Linked DNA regions of Homo sapiens: region 2 is linked to region 1. A link is a contact called in ENCODE Hi-C or POLR2A ChIA-PET data. All regions are on one chromosome and are shown on one strand. The core of a region is the stretch at or near the end of the contact, and the rest is flanking DNA. Distances in the headings are between cores, read along the strand shown. Region 1 has its middle 17 kb from the start of DUSP7. Region 2 overlaps POC1A (POC1 centriolar protein A).

Region 1 (5,118 bases), core at 2,156-4,655:
AGACTGGAGTGCAGTGGTACAATCATAATTCTGTGGCCTCCACCTCCCGGGCTCAAAGGATTCTCCCGCCTCAGCCTCTAGAGCAGCTGGGGCTGTAGGTGAGTGCCACCACACCTAGCTACTTTTTTTTTTTGGATTTTTTTTTTTTGTAGAGATGAAGTCTCACTGTGATGCCCGGGCTGGTCTCAAACCCCTGAGCTCAAGCAATCTTCCCACTTCAGTCTCCCAAAGTGCTGGGATTACAGGTGGTTTTCAGAGTTTTTGTTCATCAGAGGTCTCTGATCCTTACCACAGCCCTTGGGGAGGGGATGCACTTACTGCCTACAGGTGGCAGCTGAGGCCCAGAGACCGAAGGGCTGGATCACATACCGACCACTCACCGACACCGGGTGCCAGTGGACTGACACCTATACAGAGGGAGGTGCTCAGGAGGTTCAGGGGTGGAGACTGCTGGGCTGGGGGAAGGTGGGAGGAGGGGGCTGGGCTGCAAGGGGCTTTCTGCCTATGCCAGGCACTATCCCAGGCTGCTGCACTTTCAGCAGCCCCAGTATTTTATTGACTGAGTGGCAAAAAAGCTTTCAGCATAAACAGTGCCGTGTGAGTGTGGAACAAGGTCTGCTAGGCTGGCCTTTCGAAGCCTCCCTCTATGAGGGCCCTGACACCTGCCCCAGCTACAGCCCTGGCTAGCCTTGCCATCAGAGCATCATTGTACTTTCCTCAGAGTGCCTCTTCAGCAGAGGACAGAGTCTGAGGGACAGAGTAGGATCCCCTCCCAGAAACCCTCAGGACAGGCAGGGTGACTGCTGGGGGCCTGCTGGTGTATTCTGCCTAGCAGGTATGATGCAAGAACTTACAGTATCTGGACTGCCAATAGCCCTTTACAGGAGTCCAGCCAGTGTGTAGATGGGGAGACTGAGGCCCAGAAAGGCCAGGGACCTGGCTGCGGGCCCACAGCCCTTCGGGAGCAGAGCTGGAGTCAGGATCCAGAGCCTCAGCCTCCTGGCCCCGCCTAGGAACACTCAGGTCAGCTGTGCTTCGCCCTCAGGCCCCAGCAACCACCTCTGCCTAGTACAGCCCAGCTCAGGCAGGTGCTGGCCACCTTAGGGCCTGAGCCTGGGGCAGAGGCTGGAGTTGGCTATGTTGGAGCTGCGGCCCTGCCCTGAATCCAAAAGTTGCCTGAAGCCCCATCTCTCCTCCCATCACTCCCTGACGGCAGCTGCCGCAGATCATCTAGGGATCCCAGACAGGGCAACCCCCAGTGTAATGAGGCCAAACTCCCACTTCTCTCCCAGACATCTTGGGGTAGCCTCGACCTCGCTGTTCCTTGGATGGACACAGTTCAGCGGCTACCTTGAAACTGAAGGAGGTCAAAACTGGGCTCAGAGCTGAGGCTTTCCCCTTCTGCTGGGGGCTCGGCACCTAACTCTCTCACTGGGTCTTGGGCTTGACTAGGCTCGAGGAGGCTTTAGGCACCAAGGACTCTGAGGCTGGGGTGTCAGCAACACTGGCAGCTGGGACAGAAGGGGCCCTTGGCCAGGTCTGGACGAGAGAGCACCTGCTTCTACCCCCCACTGCCTGATGTTGGCCCAGGCTGAGCCCAGCACCCTCAAACCAGGGGAGCAGCCTCACCCCTACCATGTGCTCCTGGCAGCCTCTGCCAAGGAGCCCAGAGAGAGGGTGACAGGGCAGGCACGCTCTGGGGAGGCTGGGCTGGGCATTTCTTGCCAGCAAGTGCCAGGGCTTGAATCCCCTGAAGGGGTGAGTCTTTAGCTTTAGTCAGAGGAAGTGAGGCAGGGCAAATGGGCAATGTGTGTGTAGTGCTGCCGACCTGGCAGCGACCATGCCTGCGGGGATGGGCAGCCGTAGGGACTGCAGAGCAGGCCTGGCCCTGCAGGTCTCCGGCATCCATGCAGCCATGTCTGCCCTCAGTGGCTGTGTACTGCCCAGTACCCAGGGCGGTCACCCTGAGACCAGGCCCCTGTGGTGACCAGCCTGACCCCAGCTGCATCCTGACCCAGTTGCTGAGTCTCTGTTCTGCCCCTCACCTGCCGTGTGGTTTCGAAGGTCACTTGACCTCTCTGAGCCTCAGGATTCTCATCTGGAAAGTGGGGAAGACTGTGGAACCCAGACGCCCCTGGCTTCCCCCTCCCCAACATCAGGAGTCCACTCCTGAGTTAGAAAGAGCCCACCAGGGTAGAGTCTGCTGCGTTGACAGGGGGGCCCTGCTTCATTGAGCAGAAGGGGCATCTGGGCCCAGGCAGCAGGGCCTTCTCAACACAGGCTGCCCGGATGGCTTGTGCTGTGCAGATGGCCCAGGGTGAGCCCCCAGACCCATCAGCCTTGAGAGTCATCAGCATTCTCACGGGGCTCAGCAAATTGAGCTTCCCTACTCACCCCTGGGTGATGAGTTATCAACACTATTGCCATCTGCAGGCGCAAGGCTGTGAGCACCCTCCAGGAGGCCACCAGCCTGTCCCACAGCCCCTATTTCCGAGGATGTGGCTTGGGTCCTCAATGGCTGGATTCTCAGGCATTTTTCCTGACCCAGCTCTGACCATGCAGGGTGAGAGGTGCAGTTTCTGTCTTGGTCCCCAGACTAGGGTCTCTTCATCAAGAGGAAGACAAGGCCTCCCACGCCTCTCCCTGCTAGGAAGCCTCCAGCAAACCTTGGCCACATGGAGAAGGGAGAAAATGTGGGGCTCAGGGTCCCAAACCCCCAGGCCCTAGCAAAGGCAGGAGGCAGGGCTGGGCATGGGGAAGAGAGTCTACCCTGGGTAGAGCCCTGTCCCCCTGGGCCTCTGTACAGCCTAGTATCCATGGAGGGCTCAGGCTAGCCCAAGAGTGAGCAAAGATGGCCTTGGGCTAGCTCACATCATGGAAAGTCACTGGGAACAAAAGGCTGGTCACGGGCCTGGCAAGGACTCAGACCACAAAGCCTCTTCTATTTCCTGTCCACCATGGGCCAGGGACCCCTCCCCAAGGAGGCATTGCCCCATCCCACTTCAATGCTCCCTCTTGGGGACCAGGACTGGCTGGGGACAGAGACTACAAGTAGAAAGGCTTACACCTTAGAGTCACAGACTTGAGCGGAGCGTGGGGGCCCATCTCTCCCAGCCCCCTTTCCACAGAGGGGGACACCAAGGCTCGGGGAAGGGAAAGAGCAGAGCAGAGCCAGGTGTCTTCATAGAAGGCCAGCGGTCAGCCCAAAAGGCAAAGGTGTGGGAACTGAGGAGGGTCCTGGGACGGATGTGGCTGGGCCAGATGGGAGACCGTCCCGGGCTCTGGCCAGCCTGGGCAGTCAGCCTCCCTTCCCGGGCCCGGCTGGGTGGGGGCAGCAGGGCTCAGGCGGGCGGGCTGTTGATCCAGCCCGACAATGATGAAACGGCCCCTTTGTCCTGCGGCGCCAAAGTTGCTGTGACTGGAGGAGGCGTGACGTGAAAGGGTCATTGTTCCCACTTGGGCAACCACTCAGGGAGCTGGAGGACCGGCCCAGAGCAGGCTTCATGCCAGCACTGCAGCCCTGCCTGCTGCCTGTGGCCGGTCGGGGTATCCTGGGCTCCCTGCTCCTACTGTGGCCAGTTCCTCCCTAGGGCCAGGGCCAGCTTGGGCACAGGTATCCCTCCCCACCACTGTGTCCCCCTCCCTTTCCCTCCTTCCTCCTGTCTGGAATAGATCACAAATGGGGGACTCCACATACACGTGAACGCTGCCAGGTCGGACGCCTGCAGGCACCAAGGAGAGCTGGCGGGTGGGGGGTAAAGAAGGTGCTTTATCCTGGGACAAGGAAACATGCCAGTGACATTCACATCCTGAGGCTGTGACCTCAGGAACATCTCCTTCCCACTCCCACCCCCCAACCCTGGCACCTTGTGGATGGAGGGAGAGAGGGCCAGAGAAGGGAATTTGGCAGCCCTGGGCACCTTCTGGATAGAGGGAGCGAGGGCCAGAGAAGAGAAGTGGGTGGGCCCGGGCACCTTGTGGGTGGAGGGAGAGAGGGCCAGAGAAGGGAATTGGGCAGCCCCGGGCACCTTGTGGATGAAGGGAGAGAGGGCCAGAGAAGGGAAGTTGGCGGCCCCGGGCACCTTGTGGATGGAGGGAGAGAGGGCCAGAGAAGGGAAGTGGGTGGCCCCGGGCCATTCAGCACAAGCTCGTGGGCTGATGCCCAGGCTGGACTTCACTCCCCACCAGCCCCTAGACATGATGGACCTCCATTCTCTCTGGAAACCTGAGGCCCCTTCTCCATGCCCCCCATTCCTCCCTTGTCCCTTCAATCCACTCTCCCCTGAGCAGCTGTGCCCCGTGAAATCTTTCTAAAACCAAAACTTTATTGGATTCCACCCTAGCTTCAAACCTGCCATGCCACGTCCAGAGAAATCCCAAGCTCTTGTGTGGCATTCAAGGCCCTCCCTGCATAGCAGCAGCCAGGGCTGGGAGCCCCTGTCTGGATCCTCCCTCAGCCCCTGTGCAGGAACACAGATCACAGCAAAGACTATTTCATCTTCCCAGATCCAGCCTCCACCCTTTTGCTCTCACAGGTCCCGCCTCTTGAGTACACATTTTCCCTCCTCCGGGTCCCACTGCCTCTGGCCTCTGGGGCTCAGGGCCGGGGTGGTCAGGAGTGGCTGGTCTGGGCTGAAGTGAGAGTCTCCTTCTCCCCACCCTAGGTGGCCCACTGGCTTCAGTGCACAGAACTACTCTCCTCTTGGGCTCTCCACTGCCCCCAGCAGCTGGCATCAGGCTCAGCCTGACCCAGGCTAATTAAACCCTCCCCCAGCTCAGAGGAGGCTCTGGCTCTAGCTCTAGACTTCTTTCCCTGGAGGGACAGAGCTAATTAACCGAAAGGGTTTAATTAATCAATTAGCGTGGCCTCCAGACCCCTCCACTTAGCTGTGGCCATGGCAGATATTTATAAACAGGAGCTGCCAGACCCTTCTCTGGCTGGAACCTGACAGAGGGGAGGGCGGGCGATCATGGTGGGCACAGTAGCAGTGAACACGGCTGCAGAGGCAGGACGTCCTGTCAGAGCTGCAGAAGCGCCAGCCCCAGCTCCTGAGCACCACCAAAGGCCTGGGCAGATGCAGTCAGTGATGCTGGGACATGTGAGGGGACACAGTGAGG
Region 2 (4,654 bases), core at 981-3,480, 38 kb after region 1:
CTCAGATGGGCCCACTTTGGGCCTTTAGTCAGATTTAGAGAAAACCCCCGGCTCATCCAATCAATGTGCAATCAATTTCTACACCATGGCAGAGGTAGGAAAAGCCAGTCACATGTCCAAATGATGAGTGAAAATCAAGGCATCGTGGAGCCACCTCCTCCAGAGGGGGAGCCACAATCTCAGGACCCCGAAGGAGCAGACATTTTCAAGTGGCTCCTTTACATTAAGCAAAATGTGGTCCTCTCATTCGGGTCTGAAGCATCATTTGTGTGTGAGCCCGGCCCACTGGGGACCTCTGGCTGCCAGGTGGAGAGCCTCCTGGTGCAGATAGCAAGGTGGAGGGCAGAACTGCAAAAATCCAGGGCTCCAGTATGGATGTGATTCCCACAGAGTTCAGTCCCCTTTATTTACCCAAGTCCCATGGTACAAATCCCTGGCCTGCCACCTGCAAATCCACCGAGCTCCTGATTCCTGCTCCCCTGATCATGGTGTTGCTCTCTGCATGATTAGCTGCTGGTTCTCCAGACACTGCTTCAGCTTGTCTTCTGTCAGTGTCAACCGCTGCTCCAGAATGGAGACTGTCTGCAAAATAAACAGTGGTTGGGTCAGAACACAGAAGGGCCGCCAGGCTGCTCTAGGGACCCCCTTGGCCAGTCCCCACTTGGCTGCCTCAGCCACTGCCCAAATGCCAGCTGGCTCTTTCCACCCAGGGGTTCTGCCAGGCCCCTTGTCTCTGGTGCTATTGGGATAGCCCTTGCCTTTATGTCTGCTTCTCCTGGCTCTGGATGGCTGATCTATAATGTTTGTGGGCAGGGGGTGGGGACACAGTGAGGGAAACTAGATGGCAGGTCCCATAGCCTTTGGTCATTTCTCAAGAGAACCAAGGGGTCAGGAACCCCCCACCCTGGTGGCCTGGCATTTATATTGGAGTTCTGCAGCAAAACCAGTTTCCTTGTCTGAGCCAGGCACTGTCCATAAACAACTGGAGACCATCAACCACCTCCACTCCAGAGGTGAGAAAATTGCACCCACAAATGATGGCACTCCACTTGGGTCCTTCCCCTCACACCTGGAAGAGCCTCCCAGGCTGGCAGGGGACAAAGGCAGGGAGGTGAGTCCCCTGATCCCAGGAGGGTCTCTGCCTGTCCAAGTCCAACGAATACTACTATAGGATATGTCATGTGGGACTTCAGCCCAGGGCAATCACAGGCCATGACAACTTCATCTCTCTGAGCCCACTTTCTCCTCCTTCGCCCAGTGCGAAAGACAACCAAGCTCATGGCCTAGGTAACTCAGCAGCCCAGCAGTTGCTCACTCTGACCATGCTTGTCAGAGTGCTTGTCAGGCAGATCATGCTGCCTTCCTGAAGCTGGGCCCTTGCTCTCCTGGCCTCTCTTACACACCCAGCACAATGGCTCACCTGCGGACCTGGCTGCCTGGCCTGCCAAAGGCCCCCAGCTGCTGGAGCTGCATGTGCTTCATGGGCCAGGGCCAGTCTTGCAGACATAGCTCCCAGACAGGCTGGGAAAAGCTGCCCTCCTCCTCTGGCTTTGGATAGAGTGTCAGCAGAGGGGCAGCACTGTCTGGGAGCCTGCATGCTCCCCAAAGAGGGGCTGGACCAGAGCAAGCCTGCCCCACTCATCACTTGCGCGGGTTGGACCATGCTGGCCATGACGCCTTTGGCATCATTTCACTTCCCTCTTTAGGGTTGGCTGAGTGCCTTACTGTATGCCAGGCCCCTGCTGGCCAATGGATGAGCCCATGTGAGTATGGCAGCCTTGACTCCGGTACTGTGCAGCCCATAGGCATCAGGAGGGTCAGATTAACCTCACCCGTGTGCTTTCCCAAGAGGTTTTGCCCCCTTCCCTGGGGCTCCATGAAGTCCTGGGCCTTGGTCCAGTGGAAAGGAAACTTTCTTTCATACATTTAATAAAACATTGAAACATTTTAGAAGGGAGTCTCCCCCTTTAAGGCTGCTATAAATTCTTGCAGCGTCCGGCACAGACATTAGCTGCCATGGAGGGTGCTCCGCCTGGTGGCTGGCCCCTTCTAAATGGGCCAATCAGGGCTGTGAGGGCTCTGAACCCTCTGTCACTGGACAGAGCCTGGAAAAATTGCTGCCCATGGAACACAAACTGCACCCTAAGAGGCAGAGCTGAGCTGAAAGAGACCATCACATTCCCCCTGTGCTGGCCAGCCAGCCGGGGAGGGGGTCTGCAGCTCGTAAAAGTGGCAGCGGAAACAGCCCCTGGCTGGCCCGGGGCAGCATTCCTGGAAGTTTCCACTGGCTGCTGTGAAACTCATAGGGCCAAAATCATTCTTCATCCAGACTTTTTCCGATGGCCCCAAACTCAAGGCCGCAGCAGAGGAGCCTGTTTTTCCTCTTCTGCCTTTTTTTTTTTCTTGAAACTTTTCACAGGAACCCAATTTGCAAACGTGGAGATAGTGGGCCCAGAAAACGTGGGTGAGGTGCTGGGCCAACGTCAATACAAGGGACTCCACTTAGTTCCATAGGGGGCCCATACTTCAGCTCAGTAGGAATGTGACCACTAAATGTGTCTAAATTATTTGAAAAGAGAAGCATCACCTGTTTCACAACCAGCCCCCTGCATGAAGGGTGCCACCCCGTTGAGGCCTTCCTCTGAGAGCTTTGAGGATCACTTCACAGCACAGTAGACAAACAGGCTTTTATGAGGCCCAACACCCCTCAAGGCAGTTTCTCCCCCTCCAGCCTAGCTTCAGAGGAGCTGTGTCATCTCTGTGTTTGGTCTCAGCTTCCCCTGTTCCTTCTCTGCCAAGGTGCCTCGTGGTGGCCACCATCAGGGAGAAAGAAGTCCAACCAGGCCCTTCCCAGCACACGTGATCCCAGCTGCCCCCACTCTGAGCCAGGAGAAGGCCTGGGAGAGCAGGATGCTTTTTGGATTTCTGTACATTAGAATGCTGTCTGGCACTCTTTGCTCCATGTAGTTAAAAAAAAAAAATCCTACTTTCTTAAAAATTTTTATATTTTTCTTAAAAATCAAATTTTCTTAATAAAGCATAGGACCTCATTTTCACAGAAAATGGTGACTCCTCATAGACAGTGAAACATGGAAATCTCTTTTTTTTTTTTTTTTTTTTTTTTTAAGACTGAGTCTCGTTCTGTCGACCCGGCTGAAGTGCAGTGGCGCGATCTCGGCTCACGACAAGCTCCGCCTCCCGGGTTCATGCCATTCTCCTGCCTCAGCCTCCCGAGTAGCTGGGACTACAGGCACCCGCCACTGCGCCCAGCTAATATTTTTGTATTTTTAGTATAGACGGGGTTTCACCGTGGTCTCGATCTCCTGACCTCGTGATCCGCCCGGCTCAGCCTCCCAAAATGTTGGGATTACAGGCGTGAGCCCCTGCGCCCGGCTGAAACATGGAAATCTGAAATGCTGCTGGTGTGCCTTCCCTCTACAAGGGGAAGGAAGGGGTTCCCCCATGATGGAAATGCCCCACTGGGCATCCAAGTGGCAAAGTGGAGACACACTCAGGGCTGGTGGCACACACAGGCAGGAGGGCTGGCAGGCCACCTGCAGGGAGTCTGTCTGGGCCACAGGCCCAGAGCAGCCAGGACAGGCCATCACAGTGCCACCGTGCTTCCCCAGCTGCACGGGAGCTGTGGGAGGAGGGCAGGAGAGCATCTGAGGTGGCAGAAGGGGTGTGTGGGGAGTACCCCTGGCACAGACTGGTTTGGAGCCATATCACGTGGCCTTGTTCAGAATGTATATGATCTTTACCTGTCGGTTCACAACAAAAAGTAAGCACATCCCCACATACCCATACGAGGGTTCAGAAAATACATGCTACCTCGGTGTACACAGGCCACTGCCATTTCCACCTGCTGCCTAGTGGCCCAACTCCCAGCGGGGCCCAGCCAAGCAGGCTGCTCTCGTCGCCTCATGCTCCGTCCAGCCCGGGAATTATCCTGCTACCAGCGCCTGTCCTCACCAGGCTGGAGACAAGGCCACACCTGCCCTGGAGGGTGAGGAGGAGCGCTCTGCAGGCAAATACCTCTGCGGCCTCCCCGGGTCCACACTCCATGGCCTGGAAGCCACGACTTTCATTTATTCAAGGAAAAATGAGCGCTGACCTTCCAAACAGTTCCTTGATCACACTGCCTCTCACCCTGTGCTCTGTACAGGGGAGCAGGGGCCAGAGGTCTGGTCCTAGCCCCTCAGAAGGTCCCCAAAGAGGTACAGGCTGTGTCAGGTGCCAGGTGTCAACAAGGGAAACTGCTTTGCCTGACACAAGCGTCCATGGCTTCTGGCTTTGGGGCAGGGTAAAGGGAAACTGACGAAGGGGTTGAGGAGTCCAGGGCTCTGGCTGCTAGAGGGGCAGCCTGGGCAAAGTGGCCAGGAAAGATGGCCCATCTCCCAGAACTCCCTCTTGCTGGGGTCCAACTCTTCCACAGTGCGGCCCCTTCTGTCTGCTGACCTTGGAGAAACCAGGCAGCTCATTCCCTTTCCTTGGACCTGGTGCTACCCTGGGAACATTCTTAAGTCCTCCATGTAATTGGGGTGTGGAGCTTAAACATGAGGGGGACCAGCAGGAGGTCCTGGGACTGGGCTCAGGGCGGTTCACCCTGATCATTGACCCTCTGCTCTGTGGGCTTCTCTTGGCAGCTGACTTT

Evidence for each region. Hi-C counts contacts between places; a loop is a spot of excess contacts on that map. ChIA-PET counts read pairs that join two places held with the same protein, here RNA polymerase II (POLR2A). Pooled maps may share reads with other maps.
Region 2: a map of naive thymus-derived CD4-positive, alpha-beta T cell shows a loop between it and region 1 (4-fold over the local background). The contact joins two enhancer-like sites. A Hi-C loop is called at or near these places in 1 of 168 maps with a recorded cell type or tissue (naive thymus-derived CD4-positive, alpha-beta T cell) and 1 of 50 pooled maps. POLR2A ChIA-PET finds 5 or more read pairs at or near these places in 6 of 52 experiments (GM12878, H1, HepG2 and 3 more).

The regions. Positions count from the first base shown.
Region 1 is chr3:52,036,671-52,041,788 of GRCh38, forward strand. No RefSeq gene overlaps it. Among named protein-coding and RNA genes, the nearest start is that of DUSP7, 17 kb to the right of the region's middle. RefSeq lists an enhancer at 3,306-3,875. Within about 2 kb of position 3,406, at least 10 of the 41 ENCODE cell types and tissues checked have a DNase peak (open chromatin) inside an H3K27ac peak, as active enhancers do.
Region 2 is chr3:52,075,404-52,080,057 of GRCh38, forward strand. POC1A (POC1 centriolar protein A) reads right to left here. Exons shown (of 11, transcript NM_015426.5): 11 at 1-582. The coding sequence ends at 484. Among named protein-coding and RNA genes, the nearest start is that of LINC00696, 13 kb to the left of the region's middle. RefSeq lists an enhancer at 2,980-3,899. Within about 2 kb of position 2,231, at least 5 of the 41 ENCODE cell types and tissues checked have a DNase peak (open chromatin) inside an H3K27ac peak, as active enhancers do.